Regions from separate parts of the Homo sapiens genome. Here region 2 is linked to region 1. A link is an interaction called in ENCODE POLR2A ChIA-PET data of the cell type or tissue named here. Cell type or tissue: Panc1. All regions are shown on one strand. Links, peaks and the distances in the headings refer to the core of each region. The heading gives the core; the rest is flanking DNA.

What was found. ChIA-PET counts read pairs that join two places held together with the same protein. Peaks named below come from ENCODE experiments on the same cell type or tissue, not always from the same donor. Only the 100,000 strongest peaks of a DNase experiment are listed, where the experiment ranks them.
Region 2: POLR2A ChIA-PET joins it to region 1 with 5 read pairs; 3 of 35 experiments call an interaction of 5 or more read pairs at or near these places.

The regions. Positions count from the first base shown.
Region 1 is chr6:22,012,754-22,023,009 of GRCh38, forward strand. CASC15 (cancer susceptibility 15) reads left to right here. Exons shown (of 12, transcript NR_015410.2): 7 at 7,586-7,789. Among named protein-coding and RNA genes, the nearest start is that of NBAT1, 130 kb to the right of the region's middle. In Panc1, for the core only: no CTCF peak of the experiment used is centred there; no DNase peak of the experiment used is centred there.
Region 2 is chr6:22,134,090-22,144,345 of GRCh38, forward strand. All of the region lies in intron 9 of CASC15 (cancer susceptibility 15), which reads left to right. NBAT1 (neuroblastoma associated transcript 1) reads right to left here. Exons shown (of 3, transcript NR_034143.1): 3 at 513-2,580. Among named protein-coding and RNA genes, the nearest start is that of NBAT1, 8.0 kb to the right of the region's middle. In Panc1, for the core only: no CTCF peak of the experiment used is centred there; no DNase peak of the experiment used is centred there; H3K27ac peaks cover 2,474 bases.

The DNA.
Region 1 (10,256 bases), core at 5,218-7,717:
TACTTCTAGGTATGAACTTATTTTCTCCATAAAGATGGATATGCCTTGTAGTTGCTATCTTGTAGGCAAGTGTCATCTGAGGCTTTCTAAAAGGCAGAGGTCCATGTGGATATCCTGGAGAGGGAATAAAATAAGCCTAGTGTGTAAACTATTACAAAATATTTAATACATAAATATATCTGAAGTTGTGATATCTGACATACAGAGTAGTCAGTAAGGAATGAACCCTGTGCTTGCAGACGGTGTGGAAATTTCAATGCTTTTTTAAAGGTCTGAGCATGTGGCCTACTATATCCATGTACATTAAGTCATTCTTAAGGGATTTTTGAGATTTCAATTTAGAGATCTAAGTTAATTGTATTCTTCAGATGCTTTTTACACCAGACCACACTATTTTCCAGAGAATAAAAATGTTCTGGCCGGGTGTGGTGGCTCACACTTTGGGAGGCCGAGGCGGGCAGATCACCTGAGGTTGGAATTCGAGACCAGCCTGGCCAACATGGTGAAACCTCGTCTCAACTAAAAATACAAAAAAATTAGCTGGGCGTGGTGGCGGACACCTGTAATCCCAGCTACTCGGGAGACTGAGGCAGGAGAATCGCTTAACCCGGGATGTGGAGGTTGCGGTGAGCCGAGATCACGCCATTGCACTCCAGCCTGGGCAACAAGAGCGAAACTCCATCTCAAAAAAAAAAAAGTGCCTACTTCTTAAGTGTTTTGAGTTATTCCAGTGTCCGTCGGTTATTTAATGATGAAAGCAATATATGAAATACCACGCGTTTCCTAATCCACCAGCACTTAGGTATGGAGTATCTGCTGTATTGGAGGAAAATACCATGTATTAGATATTGTAGGAAGAAGCTAAGAGCTTAGAGCCTGCTCTCAGCCAGTCCTTGGGTAGCTGAGGGACCAGACATACGTACGGCAAATATGGACTTATAATACTAGAGGGGCAGGTGAATCCCAAGCAAGTACCATTGTGTTTGGGGTGGCTTATTCCAGGGAAAGAAAGAAGGCATTATGTCGCAGAGTCTCATAGGAGGTGGGATTTTATCTCAAGTGTTGAAGGATTAAGTTGAACAAAATGATTGAAGGTAGAAATTCTAGCATGGGGAATGTGTGAACAGAACATTGGAATCAATATCTGTTTAGGACATGGGAAGGAGATGAACTTGACCAGAGCAGGGGTTTTCTCTAGGGAAAAATGGTATGAAATGGTATGTAAGATCTGCAGTACACATCAGAATCATGAATGTTTGTTGTTGAATATGGTTAAGGATAACTGGGGTCAGATTTTTTTTTTTTTTTTTTTTTGAGACGGAGTCTTGCTCTGTTGCCCAGGCTGGAGTGCAGTGGTGCGATCTCAGCTCACTGCAAGCTCCACCTCCTGGGTTCATGCCATTCTTCTGCCCCAGCCTCCTGAGTAGCTGGGACTACAGGTGCCCGCCACCACGGTCAGCTAATTTTTTTTGTATTTTTAGTAGAGGCGGGGGTTTCACCATGTTAGCCAGGATGGTCTTGATCTCCTGACCTCCTGATCCACCTGCCTCGGCCTCCCAAAGTGCTGGGATTACAGGCGTGAGCCACCGCGCCCGGCCAGGGTCAGATTGTTAAGTCTTGAATGGTAAGCACAGGGGTGTAGAGCAGCATTTCCTAAACTGTATTCTCTGTAGCCCAGTTAACCCACGAAGTGATTTGTGAAAATGCATTCTGTGATCACATGAGTGTAGGCAACATCATAGTCCACAAAGTGTACATGGACTTCTCACAGTCTTGAATTTGCTAATACATACTATGCATTCCCAAGGAGGTAGAATCATAGCATGCCACGTCTCTCACACTTTGAACACAGACTGCTTCCCAGAATACTCACGAACAGCTACCCTGCATGCTAGTTTTCTGTGTAATGCTGTTTGAAAAGCACTGGCTTCCATTGCTCCATGTAGGATGAAGCATTAAGAAACATTTTGGAAGAAGAGAACGATAAGAAGAAAGTATGATTATTATTGTTATTATTTTTTGAGACGAAGTCTCCCAGGCTGGAGTGCAGTGATGCGATCTCAGCTCACTGCAGCCTCCGCCTCCTGAGCTCAAGCGATTCCCCTGCCTCAGCCTCCCAAGTATCTGGGATTACAGGCGCCCACCACCACGCCCGGCTAATTTTTGTATTTTAAGTAGAGACGGGGTCTCACCATGGTGGCCAGGCTGGTTTTGAACTTCTGACCCCAAATGATCCGCCCATCTCGGCCTCCCAAAGTGCTGGGATTACAGGCATGAGCCGCTGCGCCTGGCCGGAAGTATGATTTAAGGAAAGTTTTATGTTGCTTAAATCTGCCTGCAGCTTTTTTTATTCCTGCAGGCATAGATCTAGGCCAGGGGTCCCCAACCCCTGGGCCATGGACCTGTACCAGTCTGTGGCCTGTTAGGAACCGGGACGCACAGCAGGAGATGAGGGGTGGGCGAGCATTACTGCCAGAGCTCCGCCTCCTGTCTGATCAAAGGCGGCATTAATTTCTCATAGAGCACCAACCCTATTGTGAACTGCACATGCCAGGGATCTAGGTTGCGCGCTTCTTATGATAATCTAACTAATGCCTGATGATCTGAGGTGGAACAGTTTCATTCCAAAAGCACCCCCTGACCCCCACCGCCATCCGTGGAAAAATTGTCTTTCATGAAACTGGTCCCTGGTGCCAAAAAGTTTGGGTCTGCTGATCTAAGTAGCTAAGATTTTAAAAGTACAGAGAAGTCCTAAAATTTCATGCCTTCCTAAAGCTACTGATGGGAACTAATTTCAAAGTTTGTTTTGTTGTTGTTTTGAATGCTGAGCTTCTGGCTCTTATTGTGCTCACTGACGCTGAGTTTGAAAGCCTCTTTGCAGTGGCCAGGCGCGGTGGCTCACGCCTATAATCCCGGCACTTCGGGAGGCTGAGGCGGCCAGATCACGAGGTCAGGAGATCGAGACCACCCTGGCCAACATGGTGAAACCCTGTCTCTACTAAAAATACAAAAATTAGCTAGGCGTGGTGGTGCGTGCCTGTAATCCCAGCTATTCGCAAGGCTGAGGCAGGAGAATCACTTGAACCCGGGAGTCGGAGGTTGCAGTGAGCCGAGATTGCGCCATTGCACTCCAGCCTGATGACAGAGCAAGACTCTGCCTTTAAAAAAAAAAAAATTTTTTTTTTTTGCTTGTTCATCTTAGGTATCTGTCTATATTAGGATGCTGCCCCACCTGGATGGTAATTGCTTTTGGGCATTAGCACTGTTAGAGGTGTGTGGCTGGGGAGAGAGCAATGTGGCCACCCATTTCATGCAACGCTCTCCACACCATCGTGGCATTGAACGAAGGATTCACTAGGAGCTATTGTAGCGATACACACGTGTTTGGGTTGAGGTGAGGTTCAGCCCCTCTGGCAGCTGTTGATAAAGGTTTTATTGCTGTTTCTAGCACCCTGCTCCTAAAACCCCTCTCTGACAATTTGGCCTGGTAGAACCCTTTGGACAGACCTGGTATTTGTGTTCTGTGTTGTCAGCCTCTGGATCATCACAGGATCATGGGAGATTGACTCCAAAAATTGTATCTTCCTCTACCCATATTTGAATGAGAATCATGTGGAAAGTATCGTATCTTCAAAAAATCCTTGATTGCTTTTTTCTCTGCCTTTCAATTGCTATGTTTAGGAGCATTTTCTTTAACTCTACGTTTTGAAATAAGGTGGCAAATAAATATGCCACCTTATAGATAAAATTAGACAAATAAGAACACTGGATCTAGAGAAATATTAGGAGAATCAATAATACAATTAACTGGATTCTTAGTTGTGAAGGTCTTCAATTAAAATCTGTTCTTCGCAAACACAGGTCGAACGTCAGGGTCGTGTGTTTGTGTGTGTGTGTGTGAGAGAGAGAGAGAGAGACAGACAGGCAGGCTCTCGTTCTGTCATTCAGCCTGGAGTACATTGGTGCAATCCTGGCTCACTGTAGCCTTGGTCTCTTGGGCTCAAGCAATCCTCCTACCCCAGCCTCTTGAGTAGTTGGAGCTACAGGCACACACTACCATGCCTGGTTAATTTATTTATTGTGGAGATGGAGTCTCCCCTTGCTACCCAGCGTGGTCTCAAACTCCTGGGCTTAAGCTATCCTTCTGTCTCAGCCTCCCAAAGTTCTCAGATAGCAGGTGTGAGCCACCACACCCAGCTGAAACATAAGTTTTTAATGAAAGTTGTCATGCTTACCAAGGATTAAGTGCCAAATCCCTGTGTAATTCTTTTCAACCCAGATTTAGACTAAAATTACAGAAAATGAGAGAAAAATTAGGATAGTAAGTACAAAATCCTGAAGTGATCATAATAAAAGCAAATCTGTATTTGGTTCAAATTCTAAGATAGATAAACATGAGTCTTTCAGGAGAATCGCTTAAAAAGAAAAGTTGTTCAGGAGCAGATGCTTCCAACTTTTTTTTAATACAGCTCATTTCATTTTTCTTTTGGTCACCCTAAAATGGTGAAAGGTTTCTTCATAGCCAAGTGGAATCTTTTTTATTTAAACTATTCTCAGAAAGTTTTCTGTGTATATACATGTTGCTACTCTCTTTGGACTTGTTTGTGTCTGGTCCTCTTGGAGATTTTTGAAATAATCAGAAACACTTATGTCATTGACAGTGTTTACTATCTTTGAACAATTGTTTACTTTTTTTTTTTTAACAGGTGGCATGTTGGAGCACGGGCCTGAGAAACAGTATAGCTAGGAGGGGAATTGAGTGTGAGACACTGGAATCAGGCTGCTTGGATTCTGGTCCTGGCTCCACTGTACACTAAGGCTGCAACCTTGGGTGACTTTGTCTCTCTGTGCCTTGGTTTCTCCTTAAGTAAAATGCAGTGAATAATAATAGTACCTGCTGCATAAGTTCTTTGTGAAGAGCTTAGAACAGTACCAGGTACATAATAAGTATTAAATAAGTGTTAGCCATCGTTGCTAAATAAATTAGTAACAAATAAATGTTAGCTATTGTTTTTAGATTGTATTGTTTGAAAAAGTGGCTTCTCACTTTTGGCGGGTTTTGGAAGAGGGAGAGAAAATGAGCCAGAAGGGAGGTGTAAATCTTTGTTTCTAATATGTTCACTGGAACATCTTCAACTGGAAGATAGGATTTGACTGTTATGTGTTTTCATATGTATGCAGAAGCCATGTTATTCCTCCCCTCCCCTGAGTCAATGCCAAGCTCCTGAACACTCTGTTTATGCAGCCTTGGAAACCTTCTAGCTTCATGTTCTCTACCAGAAGCTTGAAAACAACCAAAGAGAATATCGGGTTTACTCAAAACCTTGAGTGGCTCTTTGACACAGAAGCTTATAGTATTTAGCGTTCTAGGAAACCATACACGTGTATGTCAGTGTTGTTTTTTATGGTTGTCAGTGGAGGGCTAAAAATATCAGACCCTACATACATGTTGGTGACATTGGATTTTTTTTTGTCATGGTGTTAAGTGATTAAAATCAGGTTATTAGTGAACCATAATTTATTTATAGAGTCAAATTCAACAGAACTCTATTTAATGTCATTACTGACCATGAAATTGGCAGTTTGATATTTTAGGATGACTTTTGCTTGTTAGATGTTTGTCTTTGGAATGTTTTGAGAACTATGGCCCCCGTATAAGTCCGATCTTGTCTCTGAAGTATTTCCAAGTTCTTTGGTTTAGAATTTTTCCTGATGGTTTGCCACTAAAATCAAAAGCTGTGATGTGTGTTTGAGAAATTCCACAATCTTCTCAGCCCTTAGCCCCTGAATTCTTTCTCTAAATAGTTTCTCTAAACCTATATGACTTCAACTCCCATCCATAATGACTTCTAATCCATCTTCACTCTGGACTGCTCACATTTGCTCTGACCCCTCCAGAAGGTATCTCATCTGGGTTATAATACCATCCTCACCTCAAATTGAGGTGTCTTCAAAAGAGAATCCCCAAACTGGTTCTTCCTCCTTCCTCCTCAATGGCTCACTGGTGATATATTCTTATTCTTCTGCTTAGTGAGGTGTAATCCCTAGCTATTCTTCACTTTTTCCTCTCCTTTATCCTCCTTATCCCCACAGTCATTGAAACCTTTTAAATTCTTCAGTAGTACTCTTTCTCCCAACCATCTCCCTGGTCAAGAACTCATGGCTTCATGCCTATGTTAGCATAACAGCCTCCTAACCAGTCTGTATGATATGGTTATTTAGTCCCATATTCCCTTGGTAGCTTTCTGACTAACCTTCTAAAGCCTATATTTTATCTTTCACTCCTGATTCAAAACTTACAGTGGTTCTGAGGAAAGCCCAGATTCCTCCATCAGTTTGTCTTCATTTGGCCCTGCTCCTAATTTGTTCTCAGCATCTTCTACTCTGCAGCAGGAATTTCCTTTTTGTGTTTAGTGTCAAAACTACCATCACACCAGGCCCATTCTTCCTTTATTTGAATGCTTTAGAATCTCCTTCACTCTGTTTCCACTCAGGTATCTCTCTGCCATCCTTCAAGCTTCAGCTCAAGTCTTCCTGTTCTCCTTCATCTATACCTCTTCACTAGGAGACTCAGAACCTGCACTTTCTTTATCTCTCATTTCTTGCCTTGGGTGAACACATGTTACCTGTCCATTTTGATAACTCCCTAAGGGCAGGTATTATTAATATTAGGTTTCTGTGTCCCTCAGTATGATTTATATACCATAGTAGGTACTAAATAAGAGAATGTGGAGTAATCCTCTCCCAAAACTTGGGGAAGTCAACACATACACTGCTCTACTTGGGATCCAATGAGATGGCATATGAGGCAGCATTCATAGAAGGACTGTGCAAATGTAAGGCAGTGTCTTTCATTGCTGGGCACATTTGGGGTTTTTGATGATGCTGTCCTCTATTCCAGAATAGCAGTATGTGGTCAGGACTTCTCATGAGTTTCAAAGTTTAATTGGAGACAACCAAAATGTGTTTCCAATAATAGGTCATAAAAAATAAGGCTTCTATTTGCGCATATGTTTACTTGTTTATTTACATATTTTCCTAGGTCTTTTATTTCCTCACTGTGAATATATTTGTTTTTAAATGCAACAGCTGACTAGGATAAAGGTGCTGTTTTCTGGTCACCTCTGCATTGCCATGGTCTTTGTTATTGGGCCAAGAACCTTATTTATCTTAACACACACAATTGCTTAAGGATGGGGATTATATCATCATCCTTTGCATCATTGAATTACACTGTGCTGCCTTCCCACATTGTCATGCGTACCAACTATCTAATCCAGAATGTCACACGCTGCTCCCTCTAAGCCATTTCCATGTTTCAGCTAGTACCAGCCGTGAAAAATCGCAGGCAAGAGCGGGGAGCTGCCTGCATTCTCCAGTAGGGCACCACTCTACACCTAAGCTCTTTGGTAAAAGGGGATATAGAATCTATAGCTGTAAGCAAAAATGAGTCATTTTCACATCTGATTAACATACATTTTCTTCCCCAGATAAACCTGTATCTTCATTAATTTTTTTTTCCTTATCCTTTTTACCCAGGTAGTTCATATCAGTGAACATATTGGTCTTTTTTTCCTCTTTATAGGATCTGCATTTACTGCTCAACCACATCTAATTTGATGTCCTCTGCAGATTTAAAATGTGTGCCTTCTTTTCCGTCACCAAGTCATCCCTGGGTTACTACTGAACATCCTTCTCAATTCCCCCCGACCCATGGATGGCTGTTCTCCATTGTCTGTTTCACCAGATGTCCTCAAAACAAACAGACAGAAGAAGGAAGTGGCTAATGGTAAGAATTTTTTGTCCCTCTTAGAAAAATTTTAATGCATTTACTTTAAAGTGCTGGAGATGTGAGGTTTTTCTTGTAAGTAGGTAATATGAGTATAGTTCAAACATTTTGTTTTTAGGATATCAAAATTGTAGGAACCTTCATTGGGTCCTTTCATAGTGATGAATCAGAAAAAAGATGAAAGAGTACAGTACAGATAACTTTTTCAAACGTTCAAACATTTATGACATTCTTCTGGTTTCAGATCCCAATGCTCTCTACGTGTCACTCCTGGCATGACCCACCCACACACAAAACTCAATAGAGCCAGAGACAAACTCATTCTGTCTGTTTTAACACTTTTTCCTTTGAGTTTTGTGCTTCAAAGATCGTTGTTCTCATTTCTCTGCTGTCCCCTGCTCCCCAGTCACTCATTCCCTATTCAAGCAGTTTGCCATGCCTTCCAAATATTTCTCTAATTCACCCCCATTTCCCCATTCTCCTATTTGGCCCTGACCATCTCCGGCCCTGGCTGGTTCAGTCACCTTCTTACTGGGCTATCTAGTCTATCATGGACAGTCCCTACTGCTCCCACCCTTCTCAGGTGGATCTCCTTATGTTACTTTTGTTATTGACTGAAGAGTGTATTTCAAGATTTTCAGCATTTCATGCCCCATCTTTCTCTTTGCCATAATCTTCCCACACCTGTATTCCCTGATGTCTTTGATTTGGTGGTCTAGTTCTGGTCCAGTTTCTGAATCAGTGCTGATTGAGACATAGTACATGTAAACGTTTTCCATTCTCCCCTCATCTCTTCCCCTATCCAATGGGCACTTAAAATTAAAATGACTATCCTACCAGAAATTTGGTGGCCCAGTAATGACCTCTGGGTTGCTGTGTCTTTCCTGTTGTTCCCACTACTATTCAGACCCACTTTCCTTCCCCAACATGTTGTCATTTGGTGGCTTCTATTTATAGTTCTTCCAGCCACCTTGTATTAACCTAGTCTAGGATTATACCTGGGTTTCTGTTCCTAAATTTTGACTAGTTACTAAGGTTAATAATCTTGTCTTCCTCTAACGTGGCAGCTTAGACTTCAATTTATTCTTGAGAGTTGGAGTGCCTTCCATCTGAATTCTTCTTCTTTTTTTTTTTTTTTTAAGATGGGGTCTTGTTCTGTTGCCCAGGCTGGAGCACAGTGGTAAAATCATAGCTCACTGCAGGCTGGAACTCCTGGGCTCCAACAGTCCTCCTCCTTCAGCCTCCTAAGTAGCTGGGACTATAGGCGTGTACCACCATACCTGGCTAATTTTTATTTTTTGTTGAGATGAGGTCTCGCTTTGCTGCCCAAGGTGGTCTCAAACTCCTGGCCTCAAGCTACCCTCCCACCTTGGCCTCCCAAAGTGCTGGGATTATAGGCGTGAGTCACTGCCCTTGGTCTGAATGATTCTTATCAAGACTGGTGATGGTGGCATCTAAGAACAGCTGGGGGTGACTCTTTGTTCACTGTGTGTATTAATTTCCTCTGGCTGCTGTAGCAAATTACCACAAACTTGGCACCTTAAAACAACAGACATTTAGGTTTTGACAGGGCTGAGCTCCTGCCAGAGGCTCTGGGGGAGAATCTGTTCCTTCTCTCTTCCAGCTTCTGGAAACTGCTGACATCCCTTGGCTTGTGGCCTCATCACTCCAATATCTGCCCCCTCCACGGCCACATTGCCTTCCTGTCTTCCATCTGTAGTCAAATCTGCCTCTGCTTCCCTCTTAGAAGCATACATGTAATGACATTTAAGGCCCAACTAGATAATTCAAAATAATCCCCCCATCTCAAGATCTTTAATTTCATCACATCTGCAAAGTCTTTGCATAGAAGGTAACATTTACAGGTCCCAGAGATTAGGACCTGATATATTGGTGGCCATTATTCTGTGTACTACACTGTCCATCTAGGTTGGGCCTGCTACTTCTCCTGGAAGTCCCACTCTTGACCATTTCTGAGTCATGGTTCAGTGCACTATGCCTTCCTGCTTCTCTGCCTCTTTGTCTTCCTCACCTCTACCTACAGAACTGGCCTTAGCAATGCTGTCGGTTTCCCCAAGGTCTGTCTCAGGCCCAGGGGCCAGGGCTACCTCCTGTTCCTGCTGCTTCTCTTCCTGTACACTTGCCTCCTTCTCTTTTATTGAGTTGTAGAAAATACCAAGTCTCTTTTCAAAAATCTCGTCCTGTGATGCCTCCTTCCTCACAAAGACCTTGCAATCCAGGCCCTTCCGGGCTGTCTGCGTTGTGTGACACTTAACTCGGACATATGTAGACATGCCTTGAGATGTGGGCTGCCATTTATTTATCTAAAATGCCCCTTCCCCTTGCTCTATATTGGGTGAAATATTGTACATTTTGCAAGGTCTTGTTTAAGTGTCAAATTCTCTGAGACTTTCCTAAGCCCCTCCCCCTCCTCTTTTCCATACAGAATCAATTACATCTTCCCTCT
Region 2 (10,256 bases), core at 3,644-6,143, 120 kb after region 1:
TTTTCACAATTATACTTGAAATATATGTATAATTATGAAAAACATTTATATATCAGATTATATGATACCACATAATCTGATTATATATCACATATATCAGATTATGTGATATCATATAATCTGATATGTTTTTCACGATTATATATATAATATCAGTGTATCAGATTATGTGATGCCTACTTATAAGCACCAAAGTTATTTCTAAGAGAATGAGTTAATGATCCAACATCTGCCTTAAGAATTCTAGTAAACAAATTATGCTTAACTTTGAAGCTACTGACTATATATATTGAATTTTATCCTGGATATATTAGAAATATAGGAAGAAAGTTTCCTGGAATGAGGAGGTATATCCCCATTTTCTCTGTGAGATGGAAGAGCAAATATGTCCTGATGATCCGTAGTTTCTTAACCTTCAAAGTCCACATGACGTCACAGTGCTTTGCTCCATCCAGAATCTCTGTTTAGCCAAGGTCAAGAGGTGTCAGGCCCATTTTAGCAACGAATTTGAATGCATCTCCATTAAAAATTTCTTTATTGTGTTAGTATTGGATTATAACCCAAAGTATAAAAGAAATACCCATGAGTCCATACTGATATAAAAAAAGATCAAATAAATAAATAACTGGGAGAGTGAGATGATTTTCCTATGCAGAAGAATGCCAAACAAATTATGTAGATTTTCTGCTTACAAATGGGTGGAGCATAACTTCCCACTCCTTAAATTTGGGATGCATATAGTGACTTTCTTCCAAAGAGTACAGTACAGAAAAGTGGGTGATGAGAAGAGTAACTTTACAGTGAAGAAACATGACAAACACTACCACAGCCAGGCAATCAAAGTTCACATCAATAGTATAAGGCATGCTGATGGTATGTACCTTTAATATAATTTGGTGAGAATGGTACTTCACCTCTGTGGTCTTCCTCCCCAAAACCCATAACCCCAGTCAAACCCTAAGAAAAACATCAGCCAAACTCAAATTTAGGGCATTCTGCAAAAATAACTGACTGACTAGTACTCCCTCAAACTGTCAGGGTCACCAAAAACAAGGAAAGTCTAAGAAACTCACAGCCAAGAGGTACCTAAAATGACAAATAAATTCAATGTGGTGGCCCGGATGGGATCCTGGAACAAAGAAAAAGAATGTTAGCTAAAAACTAAGGAAATCTAAATAAATGTATAGGCTTTAGTTAATAATACTCTATTGAATATTCATTAGTTGTGACAAATATGAGAGGTTAGTAATAGGAAAAAAATGGGAACTCTGTGTATCTTTGAAATTTTTCTGTATATCTGAACTATTCTAAAATTTTAGTACCACTAAAGGTTTTTATTACATAATAGTGTTTTAATTTAATCTCCATGCTATTTAATGAAATTTACCAGTTGTATTTGTGTTTGATTAGACATTATCTCAAGTTGATTGGAATTACTCATATTTCTTAATGCCATTGTTGCAGCTGTAATAAGGTTGACTTTTCTACAATAGACACAGAAATCATTACATCACCATTTAATTTTTGAAAAATAATCCGATCCCCTGTGATTATAAACTTGAGATTCTTTAAGAAAGTAGAAAGGTTGTAAGATATTATGAGTCATAGGATATTTCCAGTTTTGAAGTAATAAGACAAAAATCATTAACTAAACAAATTGGCATTAAAAAAAAACAGTATTTTTGAGAGGACCAGTCCAGACAATGTGTCTGTAAGATAGACTTTACAAACTTAGTTTGATTAATTTTTGTTTTTCCGAGGATATGATTCTTTTCTATAATTACTGTTCTGTTTTTTTCTGACAGGCTATCAAATATTGGCTGCCTTAAGCTCTCTGTGAACTGAGTTATTCTCAATAATACTCTGTATTATGAAGGCATTATTTGAGTGGCTGTCCACTGTGATCTGGTTATTTGGAGCTTTACATAAAACAGGTGGTTCTTGCATCTCATTGACATTTCTTATTATCCAGAATTCACCATCCTTTTTCTATGGCTCATCATATGCAGGCCATCACAGACAGGGCCCTATCCTATGGTTTGCCCGAGTTTATTTGGTTTTTCATTTACATTGTGGTCTTTTCTCTTAGATACTCCAAGTTTGCATGTTTTTGGACTTTATCAAGGCTCTTGCTATATGGTTATGTGTTTATTTACACTGGGAATAATTCCCAAAAGGCTTTGCAATAGCTAATTGTATTTGTTTGGCTCTGTGAGATGACCCAGGCACCTCCGATTCCAATCAGAGGGGCCACTTACTTTGAGTGGACATGAGGCTGATGCCCAGAACCAAAGAGGAAGCAGCCTCTGATCCATGATCCTATAGTCACAGTGCTGCTCAATCGTGCCGTTTCTGCTGACCCAAATGCCTGGAGTTGACCCTGTTTGTCTCTCCAAACCTCTTTACTGGTTTTCCTTGACTTAGATGATGCTTTGAACTTGATCTGTTGTACTATGACTGTAATTCCAAGAGCACAGGCTTTCCCGTCATGTAGAGCAATATCCAAATCCTGCCTCAATCGTTTGTTACCTTTTGATCTTGAGGATGTTACTTCATCTCTGTGGGTTTCAGTTTCTTCATCTGTCAAAGGAGAATAACAGCACACTGGCAGAGTTGTTATAACAATTAGATAAAATGTTTCTAAAACTCCTTTAGAAAGCCTGGTTCTGTATCATGGACACTAACTATGAGGCCTGAGCAGATTCAAGAGAGGGATCTGCCTTTGATATGGTTTTGGGTGTTAGGGGTCAGGTGGGAGAAGAGAAAAAGAAGGAAGAGATACAAGGCAGAGTAATGGACTCTGGGGCAAGAATTGTGGAGCCTCACTACCTGAATATGCAGCCTGGCTCTCCCATGTGTTAGCTGTGTGGCCTTCGTGGTTATTGAACTTCTCTGTTGCTGCACTTTTCTCATCTATAAAATGGAGATTGAAATAGTGCCTAACTCAGTAAATGCGAAGTGCTCAGAGCAGTACCTAACATGTAGTACTAATTGTCCAGTATTAGTAGATTTACTCTTTTCCCAGGGTTTTACACTTTACATTTAACTACACCTGATAATCCGCTTACTGATCAATACGTCTTTTTGCAGCCTCAGTAACCTAAAAGTATTAAGATCATTTTGGCCTTTTTAGTATACTCGTATAAACAAAAGTTTCTCCTTTCAAAGAAGTCATATGAAGAGGTGCTACATTTATGTCACTACATCAACATATTTGAATAATTATTTTTAAATTTTCCTTAGATTCTGAAAAAAGAGATTCTTTTCAGTATCCTCAGTAATAACAAATCTTTGTCCTTGAATACAGAGTATCAAAAATTAAGCCAACTCTATTAAGATAAGTTATCTATGCAGATACTATCTTCTATATGTATAATTTTGCATACTTGTACAGTTAGATATACTTTATAACTTTATAATCTCAATAAAACATACACATATCTATTTATATATAAACTGTGAGTGAGTGAGTGTGTGTGTGTTTGTGTGTTTTGGGAAAGGGAGTATCAGGAACCAGTGTTTAATGTAAGCTGAACTATTTTCATGAACATAAATTCAATCATTGAGTCACAGCTCATATGAAAAAAATCACATGTGATTTATTGCATGTTTCAGAGCTTTTAAAATAAAGCCTAATTAGATTTTTGACCTTATGGGATGAATTCTACATAAAGCATGCATTGAGTCTAATGGAGTAAAAAATGAACATCTTTTCTTTCCAGTTCTGCCGTCCTTTTCCTCCCTTCCATATACCTACATCCTATAGACACCATAATACTATAGCACTGATCTTGGAGGAACCTGCAGAAAAGGCCATCAAATGCAGTGGGGGCGGAGGGGGTGCTGTACTTCAATAAGACACTCAATCTAACCTTGGGCATAAGCGTGCCTCCTCTTTGCCTGAGAAAGCTTTACTGCTTTAGCAGCCAGTGATATATCTGTATGCATTTGGCATCCTGAACGTGGCCACTTTAATTATTTTAAGGTTTCCTCTAAAAGTCTGCCTTGCTACTTGAATGGAGATGTGGTCATTTGTGCTAATTGCATTTTAGAATCTCTATTTTATTGGTTACAATAAGCTAATGTTTACAACTTTTGTTCATATCAAATGCCATTGGGCACTTAATTATGTAACAATTTGCTACCTAGGTATATTTTGCAAACATCAAAAGGCACCAGTCCATCTCCACATCACTATGTCTGTACTATGTGTGCATCATATAGCTGTGGCTTTTTTTTTCAGGCTCATTGAAGTGCTGCATTCCCACTGCTACTGAAGCCCAGGGTCTTGGCTTGAGAGCCCTCTGCCTGATGCCCAGAAAGGGATTTGAGACTGAGACAATATTGTTGCACTAGGGTCTTTGCCATGAAGCTTTTAAGAATGAGAGAAACTAAGATACAATATGACTTGTGGATCTCCAGGATCATACGCTGCTTGGATAGCTTACTTGTTGAAAGCAGGGGATCTTCAAAAGCCAAAAAACATGCCTCCTTTCTGACATATGGGCAGAGAGCCTAGACACTCAGAGACCTCTTCTATTTTACAGAAGATGGCGCTGAGGTCAGGATGGTGAAGGAACATGCACAGAGAAAGGCTGGGCCAAAACTGGGCCCAGATTTTGAGAAAATGAAGCCCACTGTTCCAATTTTTATTTTATTTCTTTTGATCTAAGAGAAAAACTGCATAGTCTAGTAATATACTTAGTAAAAAGACCAACTATTGTACTCTGTGAAGTTAATGTTATGAGGGTTGGATGTGTCTTAGAATCTGATCATGGAGTTAATTTTACTGTATTGCAAGATTTTAAGATGAGCTGGTGTTCTCTTGTTATGCCCATATGCCATCATTCCCTCCCCCCTCACCCAGAATGTGAATAGTATTCCCATTGTGGGAACTGCTGATTGACATCAAGGCACTCTGTTGTCATGGCTCTAGTTTAAAAATGTGAAAGAAACTAGATCTTTTCAACCTAAAGGTTCTCTCTGTATAGTTAATTAAAGACATTTTAAGAAGACATTTGGATTATAGGAAAGTGATGATATCACGTTATGACATTTATTCCTTACCCCAAGAATCTCAGTAATTGGTTCACCTATTCAAAACTGTTATTTTATCAGAGGGTAAAGATTCCAGGACCCCCAGTCAGACTTATCTAATTTCCCTAATTGGCATATTAAAAAAAAAACTCTGGACACAAGAACTTTCTGATTTGTGAATATGCCATTCACTCACTTAAGACAAAATTTAATGTAAAACTTATCTAATGTTAATGAAAGTCTATAGAAAATTTTAGCCGGGGCTTAACCACTGGCTAATATACAATTTATTTCATTGTATTAAAGAATAGATTTACAAATTTCATTAGAATTCCACAGAAATATAAACTATTAGAATGCGGTACAGCGCAGGGTGTGTATTGAGATTCTCACTTTACAATGAAGGAAACTATAGCTTGGAAAAAGATAAAATGACCTTTCTATAATTATATAACAGATAAACATATAGTCCATAGCAATATAGATACCAGATCCCACAGCTTTTGACTTCTAGTCCAGTATTTTTCCTACTAGGCCAGGGTATTTTATGTAATCAGAGTTATTTTATTCTATGCAGTGCTGTTGTGATAGATGAAAAACAGAAGGTGTACTCAATGCCTTCTAAGAACTTCTGCTCTCATAAGTCTCATATCTTACCATGGATAGATATGTGTATTTACAGGTTTATCTATGACTCCTTCAAGAATAACTTACTACTACTTCTTTCCTTTAAAACAATTTTTTTTTTTCTTTGAGACAGGGTCTCACTCTGTCACCTAGCCTGGAGTGCAGTGGTGCAATCATGGCTCTCTGCAACCTCCGCCTCCCAGGCTCAAGTGATCCTCCCACACTCAGGTGATCCTCCCACCTCAGCCTCCTGAATAGCTGGGACCACAGGCACACACCACCATGCCTGGCTAATTTTTGTGTTTTTGTAGAGACGGGGTTTCAGCATGTTGCTAAGGCTAGTGTCAAACTCCTGAGCTCAAGTTATCTGCCCCCGGCCTCCCAAAGTGCTGGGCTTACAGACATGAGCCACTATGCCTGGCTTAAAAATGTTTTAAAATATACCTAAAATCTGATCAGATGTGGTAACCAAAACCAATAACAAAACAAAACCAGTCAAATTAATGCACAAAGACATTGTCTGAAGATGGTAGAAATGTGATTTAGGTGAAACTGTATGAATAAAGGCACAGGTGAGCCCAGTAAGAGTCACCAACATGAGGTACCCACTAGGAAAGCAAGTGCAGGTTAGTCTGCACTAAATGAAATGTGATCAGTTTGAATGATGGAAGTAATAGGACTATTTTGCTTTGTGTAGCCACATGATGGGACCTTGTGTTATGTTTTGTGTGACACATCATTCAAAGCACTACCGATCAACTGGAATGTATTCCTAGGCTCAGAAATTGAATGTTGAATAGACTTGAAGTCACAGAGTAATGTCTAAAGAAGTTGCAGATATTTTGTGTAGAGAAGGAAAATCTGGATGGGGGATGATAGATGCCCTCCAGTAACTGAGGAACCATCATGGGGAAGTCACACTAGATTGAGCTCCCAAATCAAGGGCTAATAAACAGAAGCTCCAGTGAGGCTCCTACTGTCATAGAATAGGACATTTTGGCTCAGAGGTTTTTCTTTTCTTTTCTTTTCTTTTTTTTTTTTTGAGACAGAGTCCCACTCTGTCACCCAGGCTGGAGTGCAGTAGCGTGATCTTGGCTCACTGCAACCTCCGCCTCCTGGGTTCAAGTGATTCTCATGCCTCGGCCTCTTGAATAGCTGGAATTACAGGCGCATGCCAGCACGCCTGGCTAATTTTTGTATTTTTAGTAGCGACAGGGTTTTACCATGTTGGCCAGGCTGGTCTCAAACTCCTGACCTCAGGTGATCTGCTCGTCTTGGCCTCCCAAAGTGCTGGGATTTCAGGCATGAGCCACCGCGCCCGGCCTTAGCTCAGGGTTTTAAATACTGAGGCTGTTGCATTCAAAAGATGGAATGGCTTGTCTGTCTCCCAGGGCACTGCGTTTATAGTCACCAGAGGTGTTCCCCTTGAGCCTGGATGATTACATGGAGGAGGTTTTAAAGGGCAGCATTCACAATTTAGATTTGCAGTTGGACCAGATGACCTTTAAGGTGCTTTCCAGCACCTGGGGTTTTATGATTCTATTTCTATTATGCATCTACGCTGGGTATGTGTCACATTGTTTGAAGCAAACACTGAGAATGAACAGGAGCACAGTGTGGAATGTTGATGGCGCTCACATCTATTTTGTGTTTCAATTTCTGGAAGCAGTCTTTGTCTTTGAGGCAGTTTGGTCCCTGACCTTCTGTAACATTTGGAGCCCAGCCACACTGTCTTTGTTTACTGTAAAGAGCATGGAAAAACCGACTTCCTGACAGTGCTCTGCAAAGTCTAAGGTCAAACCACTCACAGGTGAACAAACACAGTTCTTCCACCTTAAACTTGCCATTTGGTCCCTGTAAAATGGACGAGGGTAATAACGCTGGACAGCAGAGAGAGGGGAAATCAGTCCTCTGCCAGCAGCCAGCAATTAGTCACTTTGTCAGTCTGCTTTGGGAAGGGCTCATCTTAATTCAGCATCCATTTTGAAGAGGTTAGAAACCATGACATGCAGTTTTAAGTCCTCTAGCAACTCTGCTAAATAAACCTATAGACCCTGCCTTTCTTGACACTATCAGCACATCATTAATATTTCCCAGGATTGCACAGATAAAGCATAGCATTCTTATTCACTTAAAGGATTGAAGAGTCACATTCACTGAATATTCACATCATGCAAGCCATTTCTGCTATGGTAAGATCTCTAAGGTGGGTTGGCTCCCTGTCAAGAGAGCATACCCTTCTTTTTTTTTTTTTTTTTTTTTGAGACAGTGTCTTGCTCTGTTGCCCAGGCTGGATGGCAGTGGCATGATCATGGCTCACTGCAACCTCTACCTCCTAGGCGTAAGTGGTTCTCCCACCTCAGCCTCCTGAGTAGCTAGTACTACAGGTGCACACCAAAACACCCAGCTAATTTTTGTACTTTCTTTGGTAGAGATGGGGTTTTGCCATGTTGCCCAGGCTGGTCTCGAACTCCTGGGCTCAAGCAATCCACCCACCTTGGCCTTCCACAGTGCTGGGATTACAGGAGTGAGCCACTGCACCTACCCTGCCTCCCCTGCTATTTTTTGCTCTCATCAAATGCAATAGCTTCCCTCTGTAAAAGGAAGGGAAGTGTCTTCCTGGGTAAGTGTATTGTAAGCTCTTTAAGGGCCCTAGACAATGCCTACCACACTGTCTTAGATTAGCAGGTCCACATAATGCATTTGTGTGAACATCATTGAATCAAACAATGACCTTGCTCACACATTTACCCCCTTTACTCAAAATCACTTATTTGTGAGATCCAAGTTTTCTTCTTACTATTTAAAGATTATTAGAGTTGATCTAAAGTGATATAAATGAAAATATTGCCAACATAAATTCACATTTTTCTTTTCTCTTGGAATAAATTCAGCTTTGGCTGTATTTTTTTTTTCTCTTGTTCTTTTTTTTTTTTTTTTTTTTGGTCTGTGGTGTAAGCAGGCTCTTGAAATGCCCTAGTTATCTAACACTGCTCTTGAACTCCACTTACAGATGATATACTAGCCTTTTACTAAAATATATCTGGGTATTAAAAGCTCAATTCTTTACTGCTGATGAGAAAGATTATTAACACTTTTTTTTCCCCAGCTATAATATGAGGCAGTAACACCCCTTTTTACTTCCAGAGCCAGAGGCAGTATGTCACATTAACCTTCATTAACTGCCCAAGAAATGAGGTACGTTCGTTAATTTAGTATTCTGGTTAGCTAAAATTGTGTGAGAAGGCTGATAAACGTCTGTGGTTTCTCCCTGTGCTATTAAAAAAAAAAATAAAAGAATGTTAAAGTATGTTAGCCCGCTTATCTTATCATCTTGGTAAGTTCAACATTCTGATTAGGGGGCAGATCTGGACAGGATGAGTCTACAGCTGGTGGGCAAGGATGGGGGTCGCTGGGGCAGGGTAGAGGAAACGCAGCCTGACTGAGATCAGCCTGAGGAAGAGCATCTGAGGCGTGTGGTGGGGGAAATCAGGTAGCATCTGAAAAGCAAGCCAAAGGTGGAAAGAGAAAACAAATTCTGTTTATATATAAGTAATGGCATGATGGAAGCCAACCCACCTAAGCCACTCAGATACCCTGTGAATTACTAAATTCACTGTAGAGATTTTTGTTATATGTGGCGTCATCACTTCTGATGTTCCCATTTCTACCTTCATCACCTTCATTTATTCATTACTTTAAAAAGGCATATCAAGCATTTTGCTAGCTACTGGGGAAAAAAAGATGAACGACACAACTCCTAAGCTCAGGAACCTGCGTTCTTTCTTCAGCTGAGCTTTAAAAAATGTAGAGTCAGCTTTACCATCACCTCTTCTCTGTTTTCCAAGAATACCGCAATAATGTCATTTCTTCATAACACCTCCAGAATCCATCTCAATTTTCCTTTCACCGCTACCAAGATTTGGGCACCATTCCCTTTTAGCCAGGCAATTGCAGAAGCCTCTTGATTAGTCTCCTTATACCCAATCCCTTCCTCCCCCATCAATCTTAGATTTGGCTACCGGACTTATTATCCTACAATTTGGTTGTTGGTCCCAATGTTTATGAAGAGGGTAATAGCTTTATATTGTGGCTCTCCTCAACCTAGTCCCGCTTCTACAGAACTAACACCCTACTTGATTCCTTCATCCACCTTCAGACATATGCATGTATTTTCACCTACCTGGTCTCCCTCCCACAATTTTTTTCATTTCCAAAGCAGGACAGCACGGTGGTTAAGACCACGCACTCGGGGGCCAGATATGCTTTACTACTTACTTGCTGTGTAGTTTGGGCAACTTATTTAACCTCCCTCTTGTGCTTCTGTCTGTGTATCACTGAAAATAACTTATTAAAAATATTTTCTCATAAAATTAAGTAGGTTAATGTACCTAAAATGCTTAGAATAGATGCTGGCACATAGTAAGTGCTAATTTTTAGCGACTGCCATTGCTATTGTTGTTAATACCTAAATCCTGCCCTACTCCCTGGCCCGATATTTTATAGCTCACTGCAAATCCCAGAGAACTCGGGGAACCTCCGCAGACATTTAGGTAGAAGTGTTTGTTCCCTTTTCAGCCCATCTGTGGTAC